2 separate regions of the Homo sapiens genome follow, and region 1 is linked to region 2. The links are chromatin loops, found by intact Hi-C in ENCODE. Cell type or tissue: gastrocnemius medialis. All regions are shown on one strand. Links, peaks and the distances in the headings refer to the core of each region. The heading gives the core; the rest is flanking DNA. Region 1 overlaps PPARGC1B (PPARG coactivator 1 beta). Region 2 overlaps ABLIM3 (actin binding LIM protein family member 3).

The links. A loop is a pair of places that touch in the nucleus more often than their neighbours do. Peaks named below come from ENCODE experiments on the same cell type or tissue, not always from the same donor. Only the 100,000 strongest peaks of a DNase experiment are listed, where the experiment ranks them.
Region 1: it touches region 2 in a loop (3-fold over the local background); 2 of 110 quality-filtered maps call a loop at or near these places.

Annotation. Positions count from the first base shown.
Region 1 is chr5:149,739,727-149,755,932 of GRCh38, forward strand. All of the region lies in intron 1 of PPARGC1B (PPARG coactivator 1 beta), which reads left to right. Among named protein-coding and RNA genes, the nearest start is that of MIR378A, 15 kb to the left of the region's middle. In gastrocnemius medialis, for the core only: no CTCF peak of the experiment used is centred there; DNase peaks (open chromatin) are centred at 7,925, 10,081 and 11,115; H3K27ac peaks cover 8,000 bases.
Region 2 is chr5:149,145,236-149,161,441 of GRCh38, forward strand. All of the region lies in intron 2 of ABLIM3 (actin binding LIM protein family member 3), which reads left to right. Among named protein-coding and RNA genes, the nearest start is that of ABLIM3, 12 kb to the left of the region's middle. RefSeq lists enhancers at 757-926, 2,020-2,189. In gastrocnemius medialis, for the core only: no CTCF peak of the experiment used is centred there; a DNase peak (open chromatin) is centred at 8,896; H3K27ac peaks cover 8,000 bases.

The DNA of each region.
Region 1 (16,206 bases), core at 3,387-11,386, 590 kb after region 2:
ACCACCACCCCTGGACAGACTGCATTTTCTTCCTACTCTTGTCATTCCTAAATCCCAAAGGTCCTCCTTGCAGCTGACCACGAGTTCTCTCATGAGATGCTCAGGACTACCCAGTGAGGGAGAGGGAGCCAAGGGGTCAGCAGCTGGGTTCACAGAGCTCAGAGAGGAGGGGCCTGGCCTGAGGTCACCCAGCTGGCCTGGGCACAGGGTTGACAGGCTCTTGGTGGCATCTGGACCCTTGGGCTCCCACCCTGCTCTTTCCTCAGGATAGAGACCGAATTGCTACCCAGATCTGGAGTAGGAGACCAGAGACGAGACCTGAGAGACTTTCACAAATGGTGGGATAAAGCCATTGATTAACTGTCCCCAAAGGCCTGTGATGACTGTTTGGTGTTTTAGGTAAGAAAACAAACATTTGCCCTAATTGTTTGCTTCAGTGACTGAGAGGGCTGTGAATTCTAGGATGGGGTTCTGCTTGGGCAAAGCCCTGGGAGCTTGGCAGAGAATTTCTTTTGGCCTTCTTTTTCTATCTAGGAAATGGGGACGATAGTAGCATATGCTTTGAAGGCTTTTAGTGAAGAATAGTTGAGGCAATGTCTGTAAAGTGTTCAGAAATGCTCAATGAGTAGTAACCCTTGTTATTATGAAAAGGGGACACATGTAATGCAGACCCTGCCATTTGTCTTCCCTCTGAGCTCCAGGTCCTTGATCTAGTCGAGGCCCTGAGGTTCTTCTTGCAGAGTGTTTTTTCCTCTCTACTTGTGGGGCAGGTGACGAGGGATCCCATCCAGCCTTAGCAAGTGTTGCAATACTGACTTAGGAAACCACTTCTAGTGAGATGCCACTTGAAGAGAGAAGAAATACCCAATAGTGGTTAAGAGCTCTAGGCTTTGGAGTTTTAACTGCCTATGGTTTAAATCAGTGCTCTACCACTTACTAGCTATGTGACCTTGAGCAAGTATCTTAACTTCTCTGACCTCAGTTTCTTCATATATTATCCCCCAAATTGGGGATAATAATAGTATGCTCTTTGTAGGATAACTTAAGATAGCTGCAGATAATTAAGGCTTGCAGCTTCACCTGACATATAGTAAGCGCTCAATAAATGGTGGTCACTAGGATGATGACAACGACAATGATGTAAAAATATAAAACACACAAATGTCAATTTGAGCTTTCTGGGAGTTGGGAGTGCCTTAGAGACGATCTTGCTTAATGCCCTTACCTTGAAGGAAGGAAACAGACTAGAAACAGATCAGAGGATGCCTTCAGGTCACTCAGCAGAGGCAAGACAGGGCCCTCGGCTGCTGTCTGCTTGGCCGGGCTGGCTCTGAGTAGCTGGGACTCAACTGTCTGGGACCCACTGTCTGGGAACTCAGCCGGGTGAGCCCTGCTTGGCTGAGAGATGGATGCTCCCCGACAGCTCTGCAGCCGTATTTTTTCCCTGTGATTGCCTGGCAGAACATAGTCATTTAGCAGAGGGAATGCGAGGAGATGTTAGAAACCAACCAGGCCCTGAGCAGTTGCAGCAGCCGGCCCACGAGTCGCTCCCTGATGTTGCCATGGCAAACAGCCTTGGCAACGTGGCTGCTCGCGCCTTTATTTCTGGTCTCAGGCTCTTTGCAAGGAAGTGTGGTACCCAGAACACTGGGGAGGGCCCTGCCCTGGATCCTTGGCACTGAGGGCAACCCGGCCTTTATGCTGCTAGCAGTCCCAGGCCACAGCAGCCCCTGCTCAAAACACCTGCAGACCCACCCTGCCTTTGCAGAAGCAGACTACTGGGTATGGGATTTGAAGCCTCAAATGTCCATGTAGCTCACTATCCATCTATTTGTCAAATACTGTGTTTGGCAATGCCATACTGTTCCCACCACTGCAAGAGCACAGCCCCAAAATATTCTTTTTTTTTTTTTTTTCGTGAGACAGAGTCTTACCCTGTTGCCCAGGCTGGAGTGCAGTGGCGCGATCTCAGCTCACTGCAACCCCCTCCTCCCATGTTCAAGTGATTCTCCTGCCTCAGCCTCCCGAGTAGCTGGGATTACAGGCGTCTGCCACCATGCCTGGCTAATTTTTTTGTATTTTTAGTAGAGATGGGGTTTCACCATGTTGGCTAGGCTGGTCTTGAACTCCTGACCTCAGGTAATTCAAACCTCTCGGCCTCCCAAAGTGCTGGGATTACAAGCGTGAGCCACCACGCCTGGCATAGCCACATAATATTCTTAACATGAACCCTGGTGTTAAAGGTTCCCAGGCAGGTGTCATCTTCAACCATGTCCTTCAAGGATGGTGATGATGATGATGATGGTGGTGGTGGTGATAACAGTCAACAACTGCTATATCCCCTTCAAGAGATCAGGCCCTGTGCCACATCCTTCACATGTGTAATCACATTTAATCTCAGAGGAACCCCATGAGGCAGTCCCACTGCTATCCCCATTTTACAGTTGGGTAGACCTAGGCCAACCCAGAGTTTGTGGTGCTGGTGCTGTTCTGCAGCTCCTCCCCTATACCAGGCAACCATGGGGGCCCCGCCATGAAGTGTCTGTCCCCTCCCTGTGCCCCTCTCCCATCTGCACCTGCACACTGCAAGGCTCAGCTCAAGTGATGCCTCCTGTAGTTCCCCCTCTCAGAACTGGCCCTTTTTGCTCTGCGATCCCCACAGTCTGCTACAGACACTTTCTGTTCCCTGCCTTCCCTCAATACTCTGCCACTCTGGTGAGTTTATTTCTGCCCTCCAGCCATCCCAAAACAAAACAGAAGGGCAGACTGGCTAAGGAGGAGAGCTCTGACTGTGCTGAGGAGTTTGGACTTGGCAGGCAGTGGGGAGTTGGCAAAGAGTTTTATTATTATTATTCATAACAGTAATAATATAAAAGAGCCAACACTTAGAGACTTATTGGTATGTGCCAGGTACTAAGCTAGGGCCATTAGGTGCTTTACCTTGTTTAATCAACTACCGGTGAGGTTGGCAGTATGGCAAATGAGAAAACAGACTTGGAGAATTTCAGTGACTTCCCCAAATCACCTAGCTAGGAAGTAGGCTGGGATTTGAACCTAGGTTTGTCTGACTTCAGAGCACATGGTCCTAACAATTGCAGTGGTGGCTAATTTGGCTAAGCACATAGAAGGACTGGAATGGTGTAACAGGAGGCATCTTTGGTGTGGCTGGGGTGGGTGGTGGGGCCCATACCCTGCCTCAGCTGTGGGGCTCAGTGGAAATCACTAGATATAGGTAAGAGGGCAGGGGGCTCAGAGTGGTGCCCTCATAGCCAAGATGGGGGTGCAGAAGAGGATTTATATGGGGAGAACATCCATTTATTCAGGGCCCACTGTGTGCCAGGTCTGTTCCTTACTCTGGCCTTCCCTGGAGCCTGGTTAAATGTAAACTGTAGCCTCAGCCCTTTATAACCTTTGTTTATGTGTTTATTCTTTTTTTTTTTTTTTTTTGAGACAGATTCTCGCTCTGTCGCCCAGGCTGGAGTGCAGTGGTGTGATCTCGGCTCACTGCAACCTCTGCCTCCTGGGTTCAACTGATTCTCCTGCCTCAGCCTCCTGAGTAGCTGGGATTACAGACGCCCACCACCACGCCTGGCTAATTTTTGTATTTTTAGTGGAGATGGGATTTCTCCATATTGGCCAGGCTGGTCTCGAACTCGTGACCTCAGGTGATTGCCTGCTTTGGCCTCCCAAAGTGCTGAGATTCCAGGCGTGAGCCACCGTGCCCGGCCCTATTTATTCTTTACTATTCCCTCTTCTCTACCCAGTTGGGACTGGAGCTCATCAAGCTGGTTTTCCATCAAATCCCAGTGACTTAACAGTCCCTGGCACACTGTAGGCCCCCAATAAATAGTTGTTGGATGACTGAATGATGAACAAATGCTGTTCGATCTTTCACAACATTTGCCTGATGTTTGCCTGGCCCAGAGGTCCTTCTTTGTGCCTGGAGACGTGCTAGGATGTGTGGGTGAGGTGAGTGTGGCAGCATTGTACCAGTCCCCACAAGGAGTCACCTGCCCTTGTCACCAAGATAAGTCTTGCACACGAAGGATCAAAGGCAAACACTTTGTGGAGCCTCCAGAACCCACTATCAGAATACACCTCCAGTGCACAGATCTTTGTGGAATGATAAACCACTGCTAGGAATCCAGTCTGTTCCAGGGCATGGCTCTGCCTCAACTGGGGAGGGGCTCAGAGTTTTGAGAGTCTTGGTATCTGCAGGGAGGTGTCTGGTCAGATGTCCCCACATCTTCCCGGGGGATTGAAACCAGCACTTTACACTAGGCCTCATGCCTATGACCCACCCACTTACTCCAGAGAGACTAGGCAGGCTGCCTGCACTCATGAGGAAGGAAGAGAAATCCAGGGAGGTGAAGGGGCAAGAGAGGACTTGGGGACCAGTGACCACAGTGCCCAGCCCAAGAAAATGAACTTCAGGCTGCGTGGATCTTCCCTTGCTTAGAATCTCCTCATATGTTGCACCTGGCACCTTTCCTGCCTAGGGCCAATTCACTCTTAGTTTGCACATGGTTCTTACAAGCTTGGCAGTCATGTCAAGCAAGGCCTCATGATATGAGAAGCAGCACATTGGTTCTGTTAGTGTGTGCCTATGTAGGCATGGGGTGAGAGGTGAGGATCTACCAGAGGCAGACACGTGGACTGCAGCACCGAAGCCAGCTTGGGGCCAATTAGTGAGGGGGCTGAGGGGTCCTGCACACCTGTCTTGTTCCTGAATACATTACTATGTGAAAGCGCAAAGCTCATTGGTGAAGACAGTGTATCGTGTCTGAGGAAAGGTACATTCTGTTCAGTGTTCTCCGAGAAAGCAAGAAAGTGTGAAGTACATTTTGGTATTACCATCAAAAATAGGAAGTCTATCAAAAGCAGGCAAAAGTTTTGGCATTCCAAGTTATTTATAAAGTTTGCATATTGTTAGCATACATAATTCCTTGATGAAGCCAGATGAATGAGTTAGTCTAGCCATAAAGCTTTCTTTGAAAGTTAATGCAATCTCTGAAAATAAGGTGTTGTCTTTTATGTTTCCAAGGCTGCTTAAGGTAGCACAAAGAGTTTGTAGCTCGGCATTAGATAAGTGCTGATTGGCCTCAAGAAACAGTGGCACTTGCGCTTAGTGATTCATAAGAGCTTGGGCTTTAGAGTCTGGTTCAAATTTTAGCTTTGTGACTTTTTTTTTTTTTTTTTTGAGACAGGGTCTTGCTCTGTTGCCCAAGCTGGTGCGATCAAGGAGGCTCACTGCAGTCTCGACCTCTTGGGCTCAAGGGATCCTCCTACCTCAGCTTCCCCAGTAGCTAGGACTAAAGGCATGTGCCACTACACCTGGATAATTTTTTACTTTTTTTAGAGATAGGGTCTTGCTATATTGCCCGGGCTGGTCTCGAACTCCTAGGCTCAAGCGATCCTATTGCCTCGGCCTCCCAAAGTGCTAGGATTACAGGCAGGAGCCACTGTGCCTGGCCAGCTTTGTGACTTTTTAGTTGTGTGATCTAAGGAGTTAGATAGCTGCTCTGTGCTCTAGTTAGCCAGCTCCCAAATGGGAATGATAATAGGACTTACCTGCCAGGCTTGGTAGAACTAATCAGTGGTTCTCAGCCATGAGTGCACATCAGAATCAACTCTGTAGTTTAAAAAAGTCATAATTACACATCTGGGGCTGTCCCAGACCTATAGAGTGAGAATCTTTGAGAGTAGGCCCTTAAGCTTCTCTGTCTTTAAAAAGCTCCCTCTGATGACACCCCTGCTTTGGTACTAAAAATCAGGTACTATTCATAGAGTGTCTGTCATGAACTCTGCCAGTTCCCTCCCCTCTCTCTTTCCTGCCTCAGTGTGGGGTACAGGCTAGCATTTAGGATGAATGACCAGGGAACAGATCGAAAGCCTCTTTATAATAATGCCCGTGGAGAGCAGGGCAACTTCTTTATCAGGCATTTCCATTTGATCTTCACATCAATCTCATGTCATAGGGAAAAGAAGTATTCCCATTTTACAGATGGGAAAATAGAGGTCTAGAGAGTGACTTGGTAGGATCCTGCCGGTAATCAGTTTTCAAATATTCGTCTTGGTCCCTGTGTTTGTCCTCCTTGATCCTCAATCCCACACCCACTTATGGGTCAGCTCATAGGAGGTGGGGGGATTAGGATTACTTTATGAGTGAATGGGTTGGAAGAGAGGAGGAAGAAGGCAGCCTGAGAGAACACAAGTCACCTGCAGACTCCCAGAGGCCAGTGACAGTTTGATGTATCAGGCCCCTTAAAGATCAGAGGGGTGCTGGTCATGGTCCCAGACCATGCAGTAGCTTAGAGGTAGCAACAGGACTAGAATCCATTTCTGATGCCTGATTCACTGCCATCCCAGCTCTGTGTGCTGCTTCCACAGTGTGGTCAGGGTGTGGCTCCACTGATAATAGAATTAGTCTTCTAGCTAGTGTAGTGAGGCCTTTGCACTTGCTGTTCCCTCTGCCGGCAACGCTCTTCCCAGGCATTGCCATGGCTTGCTGCTTCCTCACCTCCTTCCTGTCCTGTCAGGTGTCATCTCCTCAAATGACCACCATTCTACTTTCTGTCTCTATGATTTTGGTTGTGACATGGTTTCTCATACAAGTGGGATCACAGTATTTGTCTTTTTGTGGCTGGCCTATTTTACTTAGCATAGTGTCATCAAGGCTCATCTCTATTGGGGCAAATGTCAGGATTTCCTTCCTTTTTCAGGTAGAATAATATTTCACTGAATATGCCACATTTTGCTTATCCATTCATTTGTTAGTGAATACCTGGGTTGCTTTCACATTTTAGCTATTGTGAATGATGGTGCTATGAACATGGGTGCACAAATATCTCTTGGAGACCCTGACTTCAACCCATTTGGGTATATGCCCAGAGGTGGAATTGCTGGATTATATGGTAGTTCTATTGTTAATGTTTTGAGGAACCACCATACTGTTTTCCATGGTGGCTGTACCATTTAACATTCCTACCAACAGTGCACAAGGGTCCCAATTTCTCCATATCCTCTCTAACACTTCCTGTTTTCTGTTTGTTTCTTTAAATAGTAGCCATCCTAATGGATGTGAGGTGGTTATCTTATTGTAGTTTTGATTTGCATTTCCCTAATGACTGAGCATTTTTTAATGTGTTTACTGGCCATTTGCATATCTTCTTTAGATAAATGTCTTTTCAAGTCATTTGCCTGTATTTTAAAATTGGGTTGTTTGTTTTTTGTTGTTGTTGACATTTAGTTCTCTTTACATTTGAGATACTAATCTCATCAGATATGATTTGCAAATATTTTCTCCCATTCTATGTGTTGCCTTTTTATTCTGTTGATAGTGTCTTCTAATTCACAAAATTAAATAATTTTCACGTAGTCTAATTTGTCTATTTTTTCTTTTGTTGCCTCTGCTTTTGGTGTCATATCTAAGAAATCATTTTCAAACCCAATGTCAGGAAGCCTTTGCCTGCTTTGTTTTTTTCTAAGAGTTTTAGAGTTTGAGCTCTTTCATTTTTATCTTTGATCCATTTGGAGTTAATGTTTATATATGGTGTAAGGTAAGAGTCCAACTTCATTCCTTCGCATAACTGAATGTGTCTTGAATGAGTGAGTAGTTGGCTAAGTCCTTAAGCTGTACAGGCTGCCGAGCTCACCTAACCCTCCTAACAGTGTCAGGAGAAAAATACTTTTAGCACCATTCTTCACGTGAGCCTGATGCTCAGAGGGTGAGTGTGGGGCTTGGGGACATAGCTCCTTTGCTGACCAAGCCACACAGAGGTCCCCAGGGCCCAGCAGGCAGGCATGACCAGGGCCCCGCCCCAAAATATCATGCCCCAGTGCCCTAGTGGCCTCATGCCACTTTCTCCTTGGGGTTGGGCAACAGCTCCTCCCTGCCCTGTGGGTGTGGACACCAGGTACCTGCCCAGCAGCGCCTGGGGCCTCCAGCCTACTCCAGCACTGCTCTTTGTCCCAGTGGCTGAAGGAGTGGCAGCCTGGCTTGTACTTTCTGGTCCAGCCCCAACAGGAATGTGGCAATCTCCTCCCACTGTGCCTGCATCCACACCTCCCTGGTGGGGTGGGGGTGGACCATGGGCAGGCACCATAGCAGGCAAAACTAGAGGACAGTGATGGTGTCTTGGGTGGAAGCTGCTTTGCCAGAGGCCCATCTCCTGAGAGGCTAGAGCAGGCCCAGGTTGGTGAATCAGGTTCCAGGGAGAGCAGGGTGGGGTTGAGGAGTGGGTGAGGAGCCAAGCAGGAGAGGGAGGTGGAGGTTTAGAATCCACCCTAAGAGGAGAAGAAAGCCCTCCTTTGCTCAGCTGGCCTGCCAGAAGATTTTCAATGATATGGTTGTGAAACAACCAGAGGAGGGGCAGTACCAGCCGGTTCCAGGTGATGAGCACAGCCCAGGGTCTGAGGGCAAGTGGGAGGCACACGAGAACAGTGAAGAACAGAGCTCTGAGTCAGCCTGAGTCCAGGGTCTGTCAGTTAGCTGCTGACTTAGGGCATGGTACTTATTCTGCCTGGGCCTTAGTTTCCTCACCTGTGAAATGGGGTGAAGAGATATAGATATAGATATAGATATAGATATAGATATATCTATATATATATATCTCAGTGGGTAGTTGAGTTGAGAAGATGAGAAGGTACAATGTCTGAAGAGCTTAGTGCAGTGTGTCTGGGTGTTATGATCAATAATAATGACAATTACCAGTGACCAGATGGTTTGGTGACAGTTTAGTGGAGGAAGCCGTGCAGCAGTCACTCCTTGTGCACGGGAAACCAGTTGCAGATTTGAGCAAGCCTTGCTCCCTGCCCTGGATGAACAGATCTGCTGATGGCCATGGAAGGTGCCCAGGGCAGAGTGTCAAGACAACTTTTGCAGCAGAAAGGGTATTGAAGGATGAGCAGGAGCTGGCCAACATGATGGGAGGGGCCTCCTAGCCAGGGACCAGGCTGTCGTGATGGCTAGCATATCATGTGGCTGATGACTGAGCAATGAGTGGCTAGGTGAGAGGCTTGAGGGGAGGCTCTGAGCTGACTGGAGGACTCCCCATGGGGGTGAGGAACAGACAGCATGAACGAAATGTCTGGAAGAATCCAAAGATGGAACACCAAGATTCTCGTCCGAGAAACTAGCTGGAGGCTGCTCTGCAGAAGGGGAAAGGCCTTGGGGAGGTTTCAGAAGGAGAGTGACTTTGAGGGTGACTAGTTCTTCCCTGGGCCTCACAGGCAGCATGGGATGAATGGTATCACCCTGTGGACTGCACCGCTCCTCCCCAGGCCCTAGGAGTGAGTGGGGGACATGCAGGGATTTGTGTTAAGGATTGACACAAAGGCTGGGGTACAGCTTCTCATATGTAGTCCTGACTCAAGTCCCTGGCTCAATACAGCAGGAATCGGTGGGGCCAGGCACCACAGAACCACTAGGTACAGCCCTCAATAAATTTAATGATGCAGATGATACTTAGTGCCATCATAATGATTATTACTCCTATTTACCGTTATACCTGTTAGTGTGTCACTGCGAAATTCACACAGCATTTTCACATCCACAGTTCACATCCTTGTGAGGATTTTCATTTCTGTTTTGCTGATGAAGAACCCAAGGCCCAGGGATGTGAAGTGACTTACCCGCTGAGGTCACTGTTGTAGGAACTGGACGGGAATGTGAGACTTGTGGCCCTTCAGATCTGCCTGGTTGAGAAGAGAGATGTTTTTTGAATGGAGCCCCTCCGCTACTGCTGTCTGAGTTCCCTGCCTTATCTTGAATTCTTTTTGGAGCAATGATCTCCAGTCTTTTCGGAATTGCCACATCTCGCCATTGTATGATTTTGCAACAGTTGCAACTGTGAAACGCCCCCAGAAAACTGTAATCTCCATTGATCTCTATGTAATTTAGAGTTAGGGAAGAGGAAAATCTTGTTTTTTGCATCTGTGCTGGAAAGAAGAGTGTCATGGTGAGAATATTGTACCTGGAGTCTGGAGGGAGCCCTGGGCTGTTCCTCTTTGCTGTGTGACCTTGGACAGGTCTCGCCCCCTCTCTGGCCCTGAGTTTCCTAATCTCTGCCATCCTGTGACTCATTATCTTTCTAAACGTGAGCTGTTTTAAAGTGTCACAAGTCTGGGATTGTGAATCATGGGGGCTGTTTTGCTTTGGTAAATTCTGCTTGGAGCTGAACCACCAGGTACTGGATAGAGAGGGAGACTAGTTCCTGGAGACAGATGGACAGATGGAGCTAGGAAACAGTCTCATCGCAGATGGTTAATGTACTTTCCCTGCACCCAGTGGGTAATGTCAGTGTAGGTTCTTAACTCCCCAGGTTATGGCCCCTTTCCTGGTGACAGGTGCAATGCTGACTTCTCTTTGAACTGTAAGTTGGAAGAAATTTGTCATGGGATCATGTGCCTTAAACGAGTGGGTTTGGAAGGAGGAGAAGGTGGAGGAGGAACTCCAGGCAAGAGAATCCCTGATTTCCAACCTCCCCAGTGAATCACGGAACATTGGATAAGTCATTCATGGGGGTGGAAAGATTGGGTGAGAATTGGGAACTTCAGGCCAGATTTTTTTTTTTTAAAGGAGCAAGTCATTCAAAATCCTCTACTGACAGATGATATCTACAATAATTTCTTCCCCTTTTCCACAGCATTATTTTATCCACCTTGAATCATTTTTTAAAATCTATAAAACAAACTTTCTTTTAGCTGTCTTCTCTGTTTTAGTTAAAATATATATATATATATATATATATATATATATATATGTTAATAGGGGAAGGAAGGTGTCAGTGAATACTCAGATACCCCAGGGGTCTGCAGACTTGGCTGTGGGTGCTCTTTGAGGTTCAGAATGGCCATTCTTGGGCCCCAGCCCCTGGTGTCTTTCACACAGAGCTGCTTACAGAGCCGCTGCTGGCTCAACCATGAGGTCTGTAATTATTTAAAGAAAGCTCACATCAAGTGGAAAAAGAGTGAACCACATTTAACGTACCATGTGGCCAATGGGCAATTCAATACCAAAGCCATCCGATTATCTCTGGCCCGCACCAGCTGCTGGATTTTGCAGCCGGGTGCATTAGGTGACCATGGGACTGACCGGCAGGTCCAAGTACGCACGATGGGTGCCCGTGCAGGCAGCCTGGCCAGGCTTCAGCCTGGAAGACAGGATCTGTGTACATCCATAGCTGTGCTCTGAGCTTTACAGAAAAAGTTAATGTAAAAGCAATTTTGAAGAGTAAAAAAGAAGCTAATAATTATGAAATTCAAAACTTAAATGTTTTACTATAACACAGACAGTTGTTTAATTGCACTGTAATTTATCGTTAATACCAAAGTATTTTGGAGAAATAATCTTAGATTCCTTTTACTTTTATATTTTGGTTGTTTTGTTTAGCAAATGTAATATGGATTTTTTGAAAATTAATATTTAAAAATTTTCAGTATTAGGGACTAATTTGTCAGAGAAAGTAAGGTTATCCCCACCCTGCCACTTAGCAGTTTAGCGGTTTTAAATGCCTTTCAACTGAATATGGGATTATCTCTTTTTATTTATTTATTTACTTTTTTACCTTTTCTATGGTGCTGATCTTCTATGATTATATAAATTGTATTTTTTCTTGTTGCAAAAATGATATGCATTAATTTATTGAAATGTGAGAGCATACAAATAGGTAAGAGAAAGTAAAGAAAACTAATCCCGGCCGGGCACGCTGGCTCATGCCTGTAATCCCAGCACTTTGGGAGGCCAAGGCGGGCGGATCACCTGAGGTCAGGAGTTCAAGACCAGCCTGGCCAACATGGTGAAACCCCGTCTCTACTAAAAATACAAAAATTAACCAGGTGTGGTGGCACACGCCTGTAATCCCAGCTACTTGGGAGGCTGAGGCAGGAGAATTGCCTGAACCTGGGAGGTGGAGGTTGCAGTGAGCCAGGATTGCACCACTGCACTCCAGCCTGGGCGACAGAGGAAGACTCTGTCCAAAAGAAAAAAAAAAAAAGAAAAGAAAACTAATCCCAGCACCCAGAAATAACCAGTCATAGGCAGTGCTTAAGAAAATAAAGGTAACATTGTAGGTTTCACTTCTCCCCAAGCTTCTCTCCTTGGGCACACTTTTCTCACCTCTCAGCCTCCTTTTATGGGCGGATTCCTACCTGTGACCTTGAGATGGGGAGAACATAGACGGTAGTCATAGTTTAACTATCTCCTCCTTTATAAAATGGGAACAGCAATCCCTGCATTGCTGTGAGAATGCATGTATAATGGATCTGAAAGCAAATTGCCAATTGTAGAGTCATAAACAGATGTAAGGCTATGTTGCTACTTCCCTGTGCATGTGCCTACCACAGCTGCTGATATTGCTGCCTGTTTTAACTCAGATAATACCAGGTTTAGACAATATCTGATCACCTCCAAGTACTTCCCAGGCTTTAATCACTCCCGAGGTTTGGCTTTTAGTCTACATACTATGTACCGCATCTCTCTACATGTCCGTTAATATGTACAGAACAAGATAAATACCCTTGCTGGTGGGGAAGGCATTTAAACTCAGCCTTCCTGATTTAGAATCTATTACTCAGTCGGGCTGTTTGAAGTGTTAACTGATCCACCTTGTGATTCAGACTGCAGTCGGAGCAGAACCAAGGGGAAGAGATTGGTGGGGCTCACGCAGAGCAAGCCCCAGGAAGACCCAGCTGCCTGGCAAGCTCATTTTCCTACTAGTTTCAGCATACACTGTGGTTCAATGTGAAAGAGACAATGAACTTGCTTTTGTATTTATTTTGCAAATGTAACACAGACCCTGGTTTAAAAGATTATGTTACAGGCCAGGCGTGGCGGCTCACGCCTGTAATCCCAGCACTTTGGGAGGCCGAGGTGGGTGGATCACCTGAAGTCAGGAGTTCAAGACCAGCCTGGCTAACATGGTGAAACCCTGTCTCCACTAAAAATACAAAAATTAGCCAGGCGTGGTGGCAGGTGCCTGTAATCCCAGCTACTTGGGTGGCTGAGGCAGGAGAATCGCTTGAACCCGGGAGACGGAGGTTGCAGTGAGCCAAGATCGTACCATTGCACTCCAGCCTGGGTGACAGAGTGAGACTCCATCTTGATCACTTGAAGTCAGGAGTCAAGATGAAAACATAAACAAACAAACAAAAACATTATGCATGTTACAAATGGCAGTCATCCCTTGCACTCACATTCTTGTGTTTCCATCCCCAGAGCAACCCTCTACTAATTTCTAATGTGTTCTTCCAGAGGTAAACCATACAAACATCGCATATATGTGGTCTAACTTGCTGCCTCCTGGGTTTTTATTTTTTGTTTTTTGCACAAATGGTAGCAAACTAAGGGCATTGTTGTGCAACTTTTTTTCTACTTAGTATTTCTTAAAGATCATTTCGTATCAATATGTAGAGATCTGCTTCACTGTTTGGATTGATCATAGTTTGTTTAACTAGTTGGGCATTTAAGTGATTGCTATTTATTTTATTTTATTTCGTTGAGACAGAGTCTCGCTCTGTTGCCCAGGCTGGAGTGCAGTGGCGTGATCTCGGCTCACAGCAACCTCTGCCTCCCGGGTTCAAGCGATTCTCCTGCCTCAGCCTCCTGAGTAGCTGTGATTACAGGCATGTGCCACCACACCCAGCTAATTTTTTATATTTTTGGTAGAGGCAGGGTTTCACCATGTTGGCCATGCTGGTCTCAAACTCCTGACCTCAAGTGATCCTCCCACCTCGGCCTCCCAAAATGCTGGGATTACTAAAGGCATGAGCCACTGTGCCTGGCCTATTTATTTATTTATTTTTAGTTAAAAAAATTTTTTTTAACCTACCTCTTACACAGAAATAGGTTATTTCTAATTGACTACTGCTGCTAGTTTGCAGTAAGTTTTGCACACATGTGACCGTATGCATAGGATAAATGCCTCAGAGGGGAATTGCTCAGTTAAAAGGTGTTGTGTATTTATTTATTTAGTTAGATTTTTTCTGAGACGGAGTCTTGCTTTGTCGCCCAGGTTGGAGTGCAGTGGTGTGATCTCGGCTCACTCCAACCTTTGCCTCCCCACAACAAGCAATTCTCCTGCCTCAGCCTCCTGAGTAGCTGGGATTACAGGTGCCTGCCACCACGCCCAGATAATTTTTGTATTTTTAGTAGAGACGGGATTTTGCCATGTTGGCCAGGCTGGTCTCGAACTCCTGACCTCAGGTGATCCGCCTACCTCGGCCTCCCAAAGTGCTGGGATTACAGGCGTGAGCCACCGCACCTGGCCGGTGTGCATATTTAACATTTTGATGTATATTGTCACATTCCTGTCCGTGAAATTATATCAGTTTATGTTTCTGTAGAAATGCATAAGAAGTGTTTGTTTCTTCACACCTTCACCCACACAGCATGTTATTAGACTTCGTTGATCTTTGCCAATCTGGAGTCTCTGAAGTTTTAATTCATAGTCCTTTTCGGATGGTTAAGACTCACCTGTGTTGCCTTTCCTGTGAACTCGTATCAGTTGTCGATTTTCTTCTTTCTGATTCGTGTGTTGAGCTTGTTTTATTCCTATTCCCTCACGTGGCCCCGGGTCCTTCTTGCGTGCCCCCCTCCCCTGGCAGCTCCGTTTGGAGGAGGATGCCTCCTGGGCTAGGGTCAGGGTCCAGACCTGACTGCCTACCCTCTGGGTGAGCTTGACTAAGTCAGTTAAACTCTCTGAGTCACTGTTTTCTGCTCTGTGAAGAGAGGATATTAGTTCAACAGCAGGGATGTTGGATAGATAGATAATCAGTATAAAAGTGTTTTTAAAACTGTAGAAAGCTGTCACAATATAATATCACATTAGTATTTACTTGGTTTCAAATGAGTGGTAAGATTTTACTTACCTTAAACTTTACAGCCAAGTCATCTGGTTAAACAGGTAGGCAGAGTGAGGCCCAGAGGAGAATGGGCCTGTCGGAGTCAGGTGTCAGAGGCTGGGCTGACAGGTAACCAGGTCCTGATTTGTCTTGCTATATATAGTAGGAGCCATGTGGCAACCTGCAGTTTCTTCCAGAGCATCCTGATTTTTTTTTTTTTTTTTTTTTTTTTTAGACAGAGTCTTGCTCTGTCACCCAGGCTGGAGTGCAGTGGTGTGATCTCAGCTCACTGCAACCTCTGCCTCCCGGGTTCAAGCAACTCTCCTACCTCAGCCTCCAGAGTAACTGGGACTACAGGCACGCGCCACCATGCCTGACCAATTTTTGTATATATATATGTAAACACACACACTATATATATACACACATATACACTACATATATATATACCCACACATATACACTACATATACATATACATATACATATATATATATATATATATAATTTTTTTTTCTTTTAGTAAAGGAAGGGTTTCATTATGTTGGGCAGGCTGGTCTCAAACTCCTAACCTCAAGTGATCTGTCCACCTTGGCCTCCCAAAGTGCTGGGATTACAGGCGTGACCCACTGTGCCTGGCCTAGAACATCCTGATTTTTTTAAAAAAGTTTTTTTTTAAGAGACAGAGCTTTACTTTGTTGCCCAGGATGGAGTGCAGTGGTGCAAACAGCTCACTGCAGGCTTGAACCCCTGGGCTCAATCATTCCTCCCACCTTTGCCTCTGGTGTAGCTGGGATTACAGGCATGCACCATCACACCTGTCTTTGGTTTTTTAAGTGCCAACTCTTTCATGGGTGAACCCCTAAGAGCCAATACTTCAGAGCTGAAAGATGTCTATGTTGGAATCTCAGTTCTGCTAGCTGTTAGATGTAAACCCTGGACTGTGGACTTAGCCTTTTTGGGCCACGGTTGCAGAAGATGGCTGAAACAGTGCGGGAGTCCTTCTTGTCTGCTGTAGATGTTGTTGTTGTTATTATTATTATTATTGTTATTATTATTATTATTATTATTATTATTATTGCTTTTTTTTTTTGAGATGGAATTTTGTTCTTGTTGCCCAGGCTGGAGTACAATGGCGCGATCTTGGCTCACTGCAACCTCTGCCTCCAGGGTTCAAGCGATTCTCTTGCCTCAGCCTCCCAAGTAGCTGGGATTATAGGTGTCCGCCACCATGCCCAGCTAATTTTTGTATTTTTAGTAGAGATGGGGTTTCACCATGTTGGGCAGGCTGGTTTTGAACTCCTGACTTCAGGTAATCCACCCGCCTTGGCCCCCCAAAGTGCTGGGATTACAGGGGTGAGCCGC
Region 2 (16,206 bases), core at 5,496-13,495:
TGCAGTATTTGGTTTTATGTTCCTGAATTAATTTGCTTAGGATAATGCCTTACAGTTGCATCTATGTTGCTGCAAAGGACATGATTTTGTCCTTTTTTATGGATGCATAGTATTCCATGGTATAAATGTACTACATTTTCTTTACCCAGTACACTGTTGATAAACACCTAGGTTGATTCCGTATCTTTATTATTGTGAATAGTGCTGCAATGAACATATCAGTGTGTGTATCCTTTTGGCAGGATGACTTATTTTCTTTTGGATATATATCCAGTAATGGGATTGCTAGGTCAAATGGTATTTCTGTTTTAAGTTCTTTGAGAATTCTCCAAATTGCTTTCCACAGTGGCTGAACTAATTTACATTCCCATCAACAATGTAAAAGCATCCCTTTTTCTTTGCAGCCTTGCCAGCATCTGTTGTTTTTTGACTTTTTAATAATTGCCATTCTGACTGGTGTGAGATGGTATCTCATTGTGGTTTGGATTTGCATTTCTCTGATTATTAGTGATGTTGAGCATTTTTATTTTTTCATATTTATTCGCCACGTGTATGTCTTTTTTTTTTTGAGATAAGGTCTGGCTCTGTTGTCCAGGCTGATGTTCAGTGTAACAAACATGGAACACTGTAGGCTCAGCCTCCCAAGCTCAAGCGATCCTCCCACCTCAGCCTCCTGAGTAGCTAGGACCGCAGGTGGGTGCCACCAGGCCCAGTTAAGTTTTGTATGTTTATTTTGGTAGATATGGGGTTTTGCCATGTTGCCCAGGCTGATCTCAAACTTCTGGTCTCAAATGCTTCAGCCTCCTAAAGTTCTGGGATTATAGGCATGAGCCACTGTGCCCAGCCCACTTCTATGTCTTCTTTTGAAAAGTGTCTGTTCATGTCTTTTGCCCACTTTTTAATGGTTTTTGGGGGCGTGGGGTTTGTTTTTGTTTTGCTTGTTGAATTGTTTAAGTTCCTTATAGATTCTGGATATTGGTCCTTTGTCAGATGCATAGCTTTCAAATATTTTCTCTCATTCTGTAAGTTGTCTGTTTACTCTGTTGATAGTATCTTTTGCAGTGCAGAAACTCTTTAGTTTAATTAGGTCCCAGTTGTCGATTTTTGTTTTTGTTACAATTGCTTGCAAGGACTTAGTCATAAGTTCTTCCCCAAAGCCAATATCCAGAATGGTGTTTCCTAGGTTTTCTTCTAGAATTCTTATAGTTTGAGGTCTTACAGTTAAATCTTTCATCCATCTTGAGTTAATTTTTGTATATGGTGAAAGGTAAGGGTCCAGTTTCATTTTTCTGCATGTGGTTAGCCAACTGTCCCAGCACCATTTATTGAATAGGGAGTCTTTACTCCATTGCTTAATTTTGTCAGCTTTGTCAAAGATCAGATGGCTGTAGGTATGTGGCTTTATTTCTGGGTTCTCTATTCTGTTCCATTGGTCTATATGTCTGTTTTTGTAGCAGTACCATGCTGTTTTGGTTACTGTAGCCTTATAATATAGTTTGAAGTCAGGTAATGTGATGCCTCCAGCTTTGTTCTTTTTGCTTAGGATTGTTTTGATAATTTGGGCGCTTTTATGAGTTCACATGAATTTTAGAATTGTTTTTCTAATTCTGTAAAAAATGATGTTGCTAGTTTGATAGGAATAGCATTGAATCTATAAATTGCTTTGGGCAGTATGGCTGTTTTAATGATATTGATTCTTCCAATCCATGAGCATGGAATGTTTTTTCATTTGTTTGTGTCATCTCTGATTTATTTCAGTGGTGTTTTGTAGTTCTCCTCGAAGAGATCTTTCACCTCCTTGGTTACATATATTCCTAGGGTTTCTCTCTCTCTTTCTCTCTCTCTCTCTCTCTCGCTCGCTTGCTCGCTCTCTGTGTATGTGTGTGTGTGTGTGTGTGTGTGCATGTCTCTTGTAAATGGGATTATGTTCTTGATTTGGCTCTCAGCTTCAGTGTTATAGGTGTATAGAAATGCTACTAATTTTTGTACATTAATTTTGTATCCTGAGACTTCACTGAAGTCATAGTTTTTATCATGAAGGGGTGTTGGATTTTAGCAAAAGCTTTTTCCATATCTTTTGAGATAATCATATTTTTTTGTTTTTCATTCCGTTTATGTGGCGAATCAATTTATTGATTTGTGTATATTGAACCAACCTTGCATCCTGAGAATAAACCCTACTTGATATGGTGAATTAACTTCTTGGTGTTCTGCTGGATTTGATTTGGTAGTATTCTGTTGAGGATTTTTGCATCTATGTTCATCAGGAATATTAGCCTGTCATTTTCTTTTTTCATTTTGTGTAAATACTGTATTTTCAATCTGCCTTTAGTTGAAAAAGATCTGTGTAAGTGGACCTACACTATTCAAACCTATGTTGTTCAAGGGTCATCTGTATAAGAAATTCCTAATCACTTTATCTGGAGAAGAGGAGCACAGGGCTGTGGTCTTTGAGCAGTGATAAGAGTTGATAGAGTGCAGGCCCTGGAATCAGACTGTTCCAGGTTCCAGTTCTCATTTTTTTATGTGTTAGATGTGTGGTCTTCAGTATGGTTGTCTCATGAGCAAAAAATGAAAATGATGAGGCATACCTCAGCTGGGAATGGAAACCAAATGTTAATGTTTAGTGTAGTATGCAGAGTGTGGTACCTTGGCTGTGGGCACAGCTGGCATCATGTCAGTGATGGGTGGTCACACTGTCATGATCACTGTGGGCATCATTGTGGCTGTCATTGTGGATTTTATGACACTAGCAAGCAGGTCACGCAACCTCTCAGACTTCAGTCACATCCTTCTCATGAATTGAGAAGCACACCTGAAGTGTGATTTTTTAAGGATTAAATGGGATTATGAGGAGATGTTTTATAAACATTTGTAAATTGTTTTTACTAATAAAAAAATGCTTAGATTACAAAAACAAGAGCATGCTTAGTCAGTGGCTCTTCAGAGTGAATTTTAGTTTCATTAGAATCCTTTCTTCTGAAATCTAGCTGAATATTAAGAAAGGGGTAATTTTGGAGATGCTGGAGTGAGGTGGTGGGCAGACCTAGGTAGAGCACAGCAGGTGGGGTCTGGTCCTTATTCAGGAGAAAATAGACACCAAACATGTGAGCAGGACACCCCAGGCTTGGAAAGGCCTGGGCTCATACTGAGTCAGTACACTCGCTTCGCTGAAGGACTTCAGAGGAAAGGAGGGAAACTGGCCAATCATTGCCACTTTGTCTTCTGTAGGGTAGATCCAACATCCAGCCTTTCTTTCTCTCATGAACTCTCAACCTATTCCAAGGATCTCTCATTTGTCTCCTGACCTACTGAGGCAGCCTCTAACTGGCCTCCTTTCATCCATGCCAGCCCCCTTCAGCGATCGGCCGCATCCCTACTCTGTATCACACTCTGCTTAAAGTGAGGCTCCCATGCTCCCAGGGTGAGAAAGGAAACTCCTCAGCAAGCCTGTAAGGCCCGATGTGGCCTGCTCCTGGCCTTGCTGACCAGCCCCATCTTGTCTACAGTGCACAGTTCTCAGTGTCCTTGTCACATGTGCCTTCTCCCATTCCCTCTAAGGGTTTGCTCCTGCTGACTTTACATGCATGGTTCCTTCTGCCGAGAAAGCCCTTTCCCCACTAGCACCAGCCCCTCTGCCCAGCCCCACACTTCACACTTCACCAAGGCTGGCCTCCTCACCCTCCAGAGCATCAAGTGCACCAAGATCAATGGTACCACATACTGCTCCTACTCATTTTATAGGCTTCCTCCTGCCTCTAGCCCCTTTGTTGGTCTTTACCATGGATTTGTATGCTAACAAATTACTTTTTTAGAGTAGACTTTGTTCTGTTGAAGAGAGTATTGAAGGGTCAAATAACTCCCACAAAGATGTCATGGGATAAGTAGAGACCATGCTGGGACAGCAAGAACCTGAGCTTTGGGGTATGGATTCTCGAGTTCAAACTCAAGATCTATCATGTACTCTCTCTGTGGTCTTGGACAGAATAGATCATGTCTCTGAGCTAAATTTTACCATGTATAAAATATGAGCAATAAATGCCAAGGTGCAGGGTTCTTCTAAGGATTCAGCGAAATAACATTAGAAACTCACAGGCATTGGGTCTCAGTGAATGGAGTTGAGTCTGAAGTTGAGTTGACTGTTGAGTAAAGCAAAGTTCTGGAAAGATGGTGTCATTAAAACTAAATCCTCTGATTAAAAATTAGTCTGTTCTTCTGGTATTACAGTAGGTGATGGATTTTCTACATAGGAAACTCATAGCTCCCGGGAAGCCTACAGGAAGCTTATTAACCTGGCATTGTATATGGCATGGGTTGAAAAAGGGAAGACAGGAAGTTAGGATCCCAATTGTCCTAGTTCAGAAAACGTCTCGGGCCAAAATTTGGATGGTTATAAAACTAGAAATAAGGGGAAAAATCTTTTAGAAAATAAAGACTGCATGGCCTAGCCACTGATTGTTTTATAAGGCAAAGAGGAAAAGGAGGATTCTATTAGGTAGGGTCTTGGCAGAGAACAGATTGGCAGTTTGAGAGGAGTTAAATGGAAGGACTCTTCACAAGTGTGTGAGAAGGACATTAAGAAACAAACAAAGAGAAGCAAGCATGACCCAGTACCAGGAGCCTAGTAACTGTGGCTCATGACCCACTGCTACCACAACTGCCCCTAGCTGGACCCAGAGACCCAGCTGGCTATGGGGTGAAGGCTGCCTGACAGGAACTGTGGCTGTGGCCCCAGGAAGGCAGCCAGCCTAGTTCCAAGGAAAGAACTAGGAGGATAAATATCCTGATCCTCCTCTTCTCTCTCCCTCAGATCTCCTATGGGTACCTCCCATTGGTCAAATCCAATCAGGAGCCAGAGGGCAAGGAAGGCATTTGATAGGTTCATAATGGTCAGCAGCTTCCCAGGGCACAGTCCAGAGTAGGGAAGCAGGCAGAACGGATCTGGAGAGGTGAGGGAGTTCAGAATAGAAGACACCCAGCACACGGGGCATGATGACCTTCCTCTGCTAATGCCATTGCCCAGATCAAGAAATCTAAGGATCCCTGAAGACAGGATCCTGACACACAAGAACGCAGTAGGATGCCCTCTCTAGAAATTCTACATCTGCAAAACAGATAAAGTAGAAGTGATTATTTACTCCACAAGGATAGAGATTGTTTTAAAACAGTACTTCCCAAATGAATGAAGCAGTTGTTGACAGATGATTACCTGAGGCTAAGAAGGGGTTAGAGGAATAACGTAAGGAACAATTTTAAAATCACCCAAAATGACTATAACACATCTCAGAAAAATCACAACGTGATTTCAAGAGCACTTGGATTGCGTAAAGGAAGTGATATCAATTCTGAACTCCAGCTTTCCTATCTGGCAAAAGCTTTATCTTGCTGAGATAGCATCTGCTGTGGTGAACGGTCAACAACTGGCTATTACCCAACTTTAGGCAGAAACCATTGTAAAAGTACAGAAAACAACCAGAAGTATCTGAACACCTTCGACTTTCTGGGTATTTTGCCAGATAAATTCTTCCTTTGCAGTTCTTAAGGGCACAGACTGAAGTTAGGTTGCTGGACTCAAATTCTAGCCCTGCTTGTACTTTCTGTGTATCCTTAGGCAAGTCACTTACCTTCTCTGTGCCTCACTTCCTCATCTCTAATGATAATTACAAGGAGGCAAATAATAGTGCCTCTGTCAGAGAAGAGATATAAAGAATAAATAAGTTAGTTGTGAATTCCTTAAAACAGTGCATGGCACATAACAAAGGTTTCTGAAATAAATAGTATATATTAGTTTGCTAGGGCTACTGCACCAAAGTGCTACAAACCGGGTGGTTTAAACAACAGAAATGTATTGTTTTATAGCTCTGGTGGCTAAAAGTCCAAAACGAAGGTGTTAGCAGGGTTCCTTCTGAAAGCTGCGAGACAAATGTCTACTCGAGGCCTCTCCTTTGCTTGGAGATGGCTGCCTTTCTCCCTGAGTCTTTTCACATCACCTTTATCCATGTGTTTCTCTGTGTCCAGATTCCCCCTTCCACAGGGACACCCGTCACATTGGATTAGGACCCATCTAATGATTTCATTTTAACTTGTTTATCCCTGTAAAGACTCTATTGCCAAATACGGTTATATTCTGAGGTACTGAGGGGTAGGGCCTCAAATATGAGTTTGTGGGGACACAATTCAATCCATAATAGAGTGTTTGTTAAGGAAATGACTCCTCAAGGAGATTTTCTTGTGTTTTGGTTTCCCCTGAATGTCAGCCACTGTCCACACTAGCGTGAGATGCTAACAGTTGGTTACTAAATGCAAGTCACTAAGTTTATCTATCTAGTCTTGATGTTTAAACCCTCATTTTGCTATCCCTGACCCATGGAGGTAGACCCTCTCTTCCTAAGAATCTGAAGGGAAGTGCTCTTACATAGGAGGTCCCCACATGGGAAGACCCCAGTAATTTAGTATGTCCACAGCCAGTCTGTTTGCCACACTTTCCACCCCACCTGGTCATTTCTTACAACTGTGGTGTTTCAATAGTGTAAGGGAAGTTAGTCATGACATTCGTTTCCAATCTTCCTAGTTCCTGGGCCTGTCCAACACAGGGAATAAGAATTGGATTGTTCATTTGTTTATTCATCAGGTATTTACTGGACACCAGCTCTGCACTAAGCATAATGCTGGAGATACAACAGTAAATAGAACCAATGTGGCCTTTAAAATCATGGGTCACACAGCTGGGCAAAATGTGCCTCCTGGTGGCCAATGTAAAGGGACACGTCTTATTTGCCCTACACCAGGTTTTTAGTGAATTTGAATTATTTGCCAACAATGGGAAATTGGGAAATCAGAAGTGGGATTTCTGGCTCTCTTAAAAACAAAATGAAGTCGGAGGATTTTGCAGCCCTGACCCAATTTTTCTTCCTAACAGCAATCAATAGGATTGCCTGCTTTGGATGGGGTATATACTTAGTTTCTGGCTTGCCACAATTATCACTTCCTATTAAATTACACAGTGACAGCTTAATATTTTTATGTCACCTTGCCACTGCAGTCCAGTAGATGATCCATAAAACATCAAATATGTAGAAGTGATTCTTCACACAGAGATGTGGAAGCTGCAGCACATCTGTTAATGATTATGGGAGAAAATCCTGTCTGAAGTTAGCAATTGATTAACATTGCCATGATATTAATGTCCTCATGAAGTGAGCAAAACCCTGCCACATGTCCTTATTCCCCCAACTGACCCATTCCCAGAAGGGTGATGTCATATCCTGTTGGATACAGTTAGGCAAATAACAGGGCAAACAATATCCTGCCCTGACCTCCTGGAGGTCAGTTTTGTTTTCAGAGAACCTAGTAAAAGAGAGTAGGACACAGAACAAAGGAGGGCAATTCTGGATAACTGATCCCAGATCTGGGTACCTTTTCTAGCCCAAAAGAGGGCGTCTGAGGAGGCTGAACTGTTCCAGAGAATGTTCTGACATACGGGACATGCCTGGTCCAGTTGAGAACATCTAGTCAACAGCATGAGCTCTGTATGGGTTGGGTGAGTTTGATTACCCACCCAGCTAAGGGATGACTGCTGAAAGGCCACAACAATGATTGCATGTGGCTACTCACAACCTTTCCTCTGTCATTATAGAGTCCTCCTGCTTGAGAAAGTAGATCATGCCAACATAATTTCTTCTGTTTAGGGCAGATTCTTCCTTATTCCTCAGGAAGAAATCAAGGTAGCAAATAATTCACAGAAAGCAAAGCACAGTGTCTGGCACATAGTAGGTACTCAAAAGATAATTGATGAGTTAACGCATTCATGAAAAGCCCACTCTCTCTAATAAGCCCCAGGATAAAGATAGATAAAGATCTCTTTCCTAAGCTCTAGGGTCATCTTTCTGATCATCTGCTAAGATGGCTACTAGAATATTCCCAAGGCACTTCAAAATTTAATAAATTTACTCTCTTAAGAAAACAAAAGCAAAAAGCCTACCTTAGCTCTTACAGTCCTGGTTGATCTATAGAACCTCTATCTACCCAGTCATAAGTCAGTGATTAGAAAGCAGTCTTCTGAGACACTTCCCTTTCCTCCACTCTCCTGTGTTCCATCTGTCACCACATCTGGTCATTTCTACCTCCCAAACATGACTTGAACTCTTCCCCTCCTCAATGACCATCACTCCCTAATGTCTCCTACACCAGGCATGGCAGCCATTGGAGGAAGAGGTTAGGGGAGCAGGAGTTGGTCTCAAGTTCAGAAAGAGGCAACTGAGCAGTACGGCCTACAGGAAAAAATGTGATTTCAGGCCATATGGACAGGAGGTGAGAGTCCCACTCTGCAGACCCTGATCAGGCTCTGTTTGAAACATTATATTCAGGGAAGACAGTGATCAGCCCGTATATTCCCAGAAATGAGTGACCGGAACAGTGGAAGGACTTGAAACATGCTGGGGAGAGGATGTTGAAGGAACAGTAGGAAGACGCCAGGCAGCTCCACATGTTGGTTTTGTGTCTGCCTGAGAGTATGGATGGTCCCTCAGTGATTTCAGATTAGGTTTCACCTGGCTCCCTAAACATCTCTTAGGCCTTTTTTCTAAGGGTGTCACCAGACAGACAAGGAGAACATACAGGCTCCACATGCCGCCCTGCTGTTCCCAGGGGCTGTGGTGGCTGTTTGTGTGCCTGTGCTACAGCCCCACCTTCTCTCGCAGCAGAATGCTACTCTCTAGTGCCTCTATCATTTCCAAAGCTTCGTCCTCACATCTGCTTAATTTTGTGCAAAGCACAGATCTTTCTCCATGGGCTGTTACTCTTGCCCTCACCAGGCCAGCAGGGCCGATGAAGCAACTGCTTTGCAATAGTCTAATGACACAGCTGATCTATTTTAAGCACCTGAAGCACACTCTATCAAGTGCCAATCTTCCCGCTGCAAGTCACGCTCAGCTTGCAGCAGCAGGGGCAGCCCAAGGTCTATTCCTATGTTTTGAGATATGGGGAAACAGCCCAGGGATCCCAGCCCTGCCCGTCTGGTGATAGTCTAAAGCAACCATAAAATTAGATATTTTTCACAGTCAGCATGAGTTGTTCTCGAAAGAGAGTTGCCTGTGATGTTAGCATTATATGGTGCAGGAACCTCAGGTGATTATAAATCCCCCTTTCAACTGGCAGAGACAGAGCCTGGGCCTGTTACATGTAGGGAGAAGGAACTTGAGAGGCAGCATTTCAGGAACTGAAGCTCAATCCCCATCAGAAATTCCTTAGACTCAGACTAATGTTTTCTCCTCCTCCTCCTAATCCAGAGACTCTTTTCCAACTGCAGCCTGAGTGCAAATGTTTTACATCTATTATTTTATTTAATCCTTACAACAATCTTACATGGGCCTTCCTTGAATTCTGTGTCTAGGGAATATCCCCATGTTATATTTGCTCTCACTATTCTTCACAGAGCTTACCATAGTCAGTGATTATTTTGTTCATTAGCTCATTTTCTTTGTTTCTTTCTCTCATCCTCCTTTGACTATAAGCCACATGATGATTGTGTGACAAACCCTGTCTGTTTTGTTCACTGCTGAGTCCTGCACACTCAACATGGTGTTTGATGCAGAGTGATGATCACTTATAAAAGCATTTCTTGGACACATGAATGAGCCCACTTACGCTTCACAAGAGTCCTAGAAAGAGGACACTGACATTGTTCTCATTTTACAAAGAAGGAAATTGAAGCCCAGAGAAGAGATATTTGGCTCCAAATCACAAAGTTAAGAAAAGTGATGGAGCCTTGAGTGAATATGTGGATGGATTCATTTAATGAGGAATACTTCAATATCCTCATTTTACATAAAAGGAAAATGAGATTCAAAGGTAAATTGCCTGGATAAAGTCACATGAGCTAGGAAGCAGAGGAGCAGATGTTTAAACTGTGTTGGTCTGACCCTGAGGCCTCCTTTCCCTCCTCCCTGCTCCTCCTTTTTACCATCTTTTTGTATTTTTACTGTGATGGAGATCTCCAGGGGAAACATGGATTGGGATGGCTGATCTTCCCGTTGGATGCCCCAGCACTATTCACTCATTCACTCGGGCAGTGAAACAAATCTTCACGCTGTGAGACAGTGACATTCCATATTCTAGGCACCATGAAATCAATGATGCACAGGACAGAGAACTGGACCTCAGACTGCTTCCATCCAGCATCTTGGAGGGGCAGACAGAAGCATGCATGACTGTGATGTGAGATAAACCATGGCGGGTGCTGAGAGGGAAGGAAAGAGTACAGAGGAAGACAGGCCAAATTCCTCTGGAAGGCCTGGGAATGCTTGTTGGAGAAGGTTCCATTCAATCTGGTCCTTGGGGCAGGGAACAAACTTATGTTGTGTAGGGTTGAAGGAAAAGAAAGAGCAGTCTAGATGGGCTTACTCATTCCTAGGCAGGCATTCCACACACCCTAATGCACAATTCCTGAGTCCTGGGCCTTTGTCTGGGTACTGGGATGGAGACCGAAATAAAAAGACAGAAAGCCCTCATCGGGAACTGTTAGGAAGTCCAGTTTGTATACGCTAGAGAATATGAGTATGTGGACACTGAGAAAACGCTGGGAGTTGGTGAGGATCAGCTCTTTGAGAGGGTCAGATGCCACGCTAAACAGTATTTGTTACAATCTACAGCCAATGAGGAGTCAGGAGAGGTTTGGAGCCCAGTAGTGACCTGCCCAGAGCTGTGCATTATTTAGGAAGATCTCCCCAGCAACACATACCTCATGCATCAGAGGGCCTGGAGGCAGTGAGAGGCAGACCTAGTGCAGCAATGCAGTTGTGAGTGGATGCGAGGGAGAGTGTGGGGATGCAGGGAGAATGAGCTCCCAGTTGTTCTGCAGCCAAGCTGTGCATTTCTGCAACTATGCCCATGGGTGGGCTTGCTGTATATTCTAATACCTGGGACTGTGAAAACTGGTACTTTGAAAACTAGGTTATTGACCAAACTGAGAAGGCTAGATCGTATATTTGATAAGAAGTTGAGCTATAGAATCAGACTGCCTGGGTCCAAATTCCAGCTTGACCCTTATTAGCTGTGCCGCCTTCAGAGAGTTGCTTTTTACCAGACCCCCAAACGTCAGGTTCCTCTTAAGATGGGGATGATAGGTGAACTTTAAGTGAGTGAATATATGTGAGATGCTTAGCACAGTGCCTGGCACATGGAAAATACTCAGTAATGATTAATAGTGATAAGTAATGGAACACATTTGAATGTACTATTTTGGGAAAACCCCTTTTAAAGATACAAAATAACCAACACATGCTATTGTTATGATGTAGTCACCACTTGGTCATTCCACTAGGAAAGAAGAGTGGTATATATATTGGTAACACAGGACTTTTTAAGCTAACATTTAAGGAGCACTTATTACATGTAAGACCCTATGCAAACATTTTGCCTGTATTATCTCTTTCAGTTCTTGGCATGAGTCAGGTGTGAAATGAATGTTGGAGAGGGCAATTCTGATTAAGCAGGGAACATGTCACATTAGTCCAGGGACTGGCAAACCTTTCCTGTAAAGGGATTTGCAAGCCACACAGTCTCTGTGGCATGAAAGCAGCCATAGACAATGTGTAAAGAAATGGGTAGAGCTGTGTACCAATCGAAATGTATTTAGAAGAATAAAGGTGAAGGGTGATTTGGCCCGTGAGCCGGTTTGCTGACCCCTATACTAAATGACCTCGAAGGTCTTTTGCAACTTTGAGATTCTAGTCTGAGATTCTAGTCCAAAATGATGACAAAGAAATGTTCAATCCTTCTAATTTAGTTTATCTCTGTAATCACAAGGGGTGTTACTTCAAATAAGATAGAGAAGGTCATTGGGAATAGACACAGAGAGGACCAGAAAGCGTTCCATTCTTTGTGTTGCCTTCATAGTCAGCACACCTCATTAACTCACACTCTGATATTATATGAGTCTTCTCAAGTGGCCATTAAATGACAAGCTGCACAGGCTGCCCTGGGATCTGCAGAGTACACAGTTCTTCAGAGGCAGAGAATGATACTCAGACCAGAGACTTTCACATTTGGGAAGGAACATACAGGACAATATTCCATGCCAACACTTCAGTATGCGGAGCAAATCCTCCCCCTTTGCTCCCGATTCACATTTCCTACTCACAGCCCACATGCCTTGTAGCCTAATATGATAGCCAGGGTGTCTGCTCAGCATGTTTTATCCTTCCTCCTTCTGATTCTTTATAAGAATTTCTCTCCATCTCCTTGTCATACTAATGGACTGTCACCATGGTGTTCTGTCCCCCACCCCCCGCCCCTGAGAATGACATATGACTTATGCTAGCCAATCAGAGTTTCCCATCCACCTTGGCCACAAGGATTTGCTCATCAGTGGAAATTAAACCCAAGACAGGCCAATCAGAGTATTCCCTGGAATTGGATAGGGAGATATTCAGAAGAAGAAGTGTTTATTCCATTGAGATTGCTGAGCTAAGGAGAAAAGAGTGTGGGAATACCAGTGGCCATGATTGTCAAACATGAAGAAGCCATCTGCAAAATAAAGTCTTAGCTCTGACCGTATAGGAAAGCCCCTAATCCAGCCATACCTGAAGGCAGAGCCACCTCAGACCCCAGACTTCCCAGTTGCAAGAACCAACAAACTCTCTTTTTGCTTAAACTGGTTTCCACTAGGTTTCTGTAAAGTACAACTGAAAGGGTACCAACAAAGGCACTTTTTAAAAAGCATTATTTCCAGTTGGCAGTTGCCCTTATAATGACCTCTTATTTATCAACAGCCCAGCCATCTTTAGGCTTAAATATTCTTCCACCCTGCTACCTCTCATTCACTCCTGAAGTGATTTTATTCCCTCCTCTGAAGTCCTTGGCCCTTAGTTTAAAACATTCTTATAATTACAGGTCATTTGCTGTGAGTCAACATAATTTATTCATGTGCATTTCTTAGTGCCCTCTTTCAGATTATAAACTCCTTGAAGATAGAAATCACGTGTCTATGGGGTATAATGTATTTGTTCCCCAACTGCAAGCCAAAGATCACTGTGGAGCCATGGAATTATTGCTGGAGCTTACAAATCCATGTGTGCTCCTAATTCAAATGCATAATGCCTGTCAAATGAATGTGTTTGAAAAAAGTTAATATGGCAGAAAGCTAACATGTAAGTATTACTTAAATGTAATACTAATATACAGAGGATAACAAATATTTTTTATGTTAAAAAAGGAATCCTCAAATGATCTAAATGTGGTTGCATGGTTGTATATATATGTAAAACACTTTGAGCTGTATATTTAAGATTTATATACTTGACTCTATGCAAGTTATGCCACAATAAAAAGTAAAAAATAAAATAAAAATAAGAAGTCCTTATACTTGACAAGTCTAGTCAACCATCACTAGTACTGTTACAAGATCAATACCAATACACTAAAATTAATCCAGGATAGATCACTGACCTAAATAAACCAAAAGCTAAAATTACACAGCTTCTGCAAGAAAATGTAGGAGAATATCTTACAACCTCAAGGGAGGCAATGACTTCCCAGAACACTAAAATTTGTAAAAATGGGCAAGAATTCTAACAGACACATCACATGTACAAATGGTTAATAAGCACATAAAAAGGAGCTTAACATCATTAGTCATGTTAAATGCAAATTAAAACCACCTTTTTACAGCCTCCCAAATGGCTAAAATTCTGGTGAAAATGTAAAATGGCACAACAACTATGGAAAACTGATACAGTTTTATAAAAATTCAACATACACCTACCTATGATCCAGCAATGCCTCTCCTAGATATTTCCCTGTGAACGATAAAAACATATATCTGCAAAAAGATTTATGCAAGAATGTTGCTGTCAGCTTGATTCAAAATAATCCAAAGCTGGAAACAACCCAAATGTTTATATATAGACAAATGGATAAACAATCTGTGATTATATTTACACAATGGCATACTATTCAGCAATAAAAAGGAACAAACTATTGACACATGCCAAAACATGAATGAATCTCAGAAACATGCTGAGTAAAAGAAATCACACATAAATGAGGGCATACTGTATGATTCCATTTATATGGAATTCAAGAAGGCAAAACTAATCTATGTGGACAGAAATTATAACAGAGTTTGCCTTTGACTGGGGGAGGGGTGATTGATTGCAAAAGGTTGCAGCAAATTATCTAGAGTGATAGAAATATACCTTATCTTGATTAAACTGTTGTGGGCTATACATTTGTCAAAACTTATTGTATTTAAAATCTATATGTTTCATTAATTGCAAATCATGCCCAATTTAAACATATATGCGTGTATCCCCTTAAACAGAGTATGTGTGTATATACCTATTCCCTTAGATAGAATAGGCTTGCAAACAGAAGAACTAACTTGAGATCTCAGCTCTCCTGCTAACTCTGTGACCTCTGAGGCCAGTATCCTTATCAGTTCTATGGCTCCATCCTATCAGCCTTGCTTACCTCAAAGAGCTGTTTCAACTATGTAACACCTGTAAAAATTTTTGGTAAACCTTTAAGCGTCGTACAGCTCAAGAACCTCCTCTCCAACTTATTTTGTGCAAGCATCTCCCTGGCCCTGATGTTCTAGCTGCACTGGCCTCCCTAAACTCACCATGTGCTTTCTAGCCTCTGGACCCTTCCTTGCAAATGCTGTTTCTCCATCTCATTTGTACTTATCCCTGGTTTTCCACAAACAGCCCTCTCCCATCCTTGTAGTCTCAGCTGAAATGTTTTACCTTTAGATTACCTGTCCCCACCCCTTATTTATTTCCTTCATTCTACTTGTCACACTTTGTAAATATCTGTTTACTTGTCACAGACCCTTCCCACAGAATGATAAACTCCCAAAGCATAGCAAACATTAGCAAACAAGACTGTTTTATTCACTGGAGTATCCCCAGTTCTTAGCACATAGAAATTACCCAGTAAGGCTAGGAACAGTGGCTCACACTTGTAATCTCAGCACTTTGGAAGGCCAACGTGGGTGGATCGCTTGAGGTCAGGAGTTCGAGACCAGCCTGGCCAACATGGTAAAACCCCGTCTCTACTAAAAAAAATTACAAAAATTAGCCAGGCATGTTGGTGCACGCCTGTAATCACAGCTACTCAAGAGGCTGACACAGGGAATCACTTAAACTGGGGAGGTGGAGGTTGCACTGAGCCAAGATTGCACATCTGCACTCTAGTCTGGGCGACAGAGTGAGTGAGACTCCGTCTCAAAAAAAAAAAAAAAGAAGGAAATTACTCAGTAAATATTGATGAATAAATAATTGTGCCAACAAACATGAACTTTGGTTTATAAACTTTGTAACCTACTTGTGCTGATTTGGGACTTTCTGCTTGGAGCCAGGTCTTCCCTAGGGCATGGTGGGTGCCAAAAAATGACCCCAGGTTAAAGTTGGTGTCACTGTAGTGTGCTCACTCAGGAAAAGCTTTTTGTGTCAAGGGACTCAGGAAAGGCTTAGGACATCCTGTGCTTTGGAAGACAGAGACACTTTCTAGTTATGGCTATACTTGATGGCCCATCTGTTGGGCTGTAAGCTGGGGGTTCTGTGTGCACCTCCAGGCTGGGAAGAATCTGAAGTACACACAGGCTAACTGTCTAACATGGGGGAATTGTCCTCCATCTCCAGGGCCCTCCTCATCCCAGGCCCAGCAGTGGGCCCAAGAGCGAGTAGAATGAATGCCCGTGTTCATATCATCTTATTCAGCTCCTTTCCCATCTCTCGGCCAGCCATGGGGCTTCTTAGCCCTAATCCCCTCCCTCTATCTCTTCCCAATAATCAGACCACCTTCTTTCTTGGGTTTTCCGGGTGTGGATGTGGCTGCCCTCACCCAGGCCATTTCTGTCCTTTGAGTTAGTCCCAGGTCCGGAGCCTGTCCTCTAGCCCAGGGCACCTGGGCATCACCCACAGCTCATCTGCCCGCGGGAGCTCTCTGAAACCTTCTGTTTACAGTGGAAAGTGTTTGCTGACCTGGATTGTTTTGGGTCTGTGACATCAGTGCTATGGGAAATGCTCCTTAGCCAGTAGCAAAGTCCACTTGAGGGTACACACTTAGAGAATGATCCGGGAAAGACTTAGGGACTCCGAGCTAGGTGAGAAGTCCACCCTTCCCTCCACCTACTTCCTCCATGGCCAAAATTCTGCCTTCCCTCTCTGCCTGGCTGTCTCTCTTGAAATCTGTATTCTTTTCAGC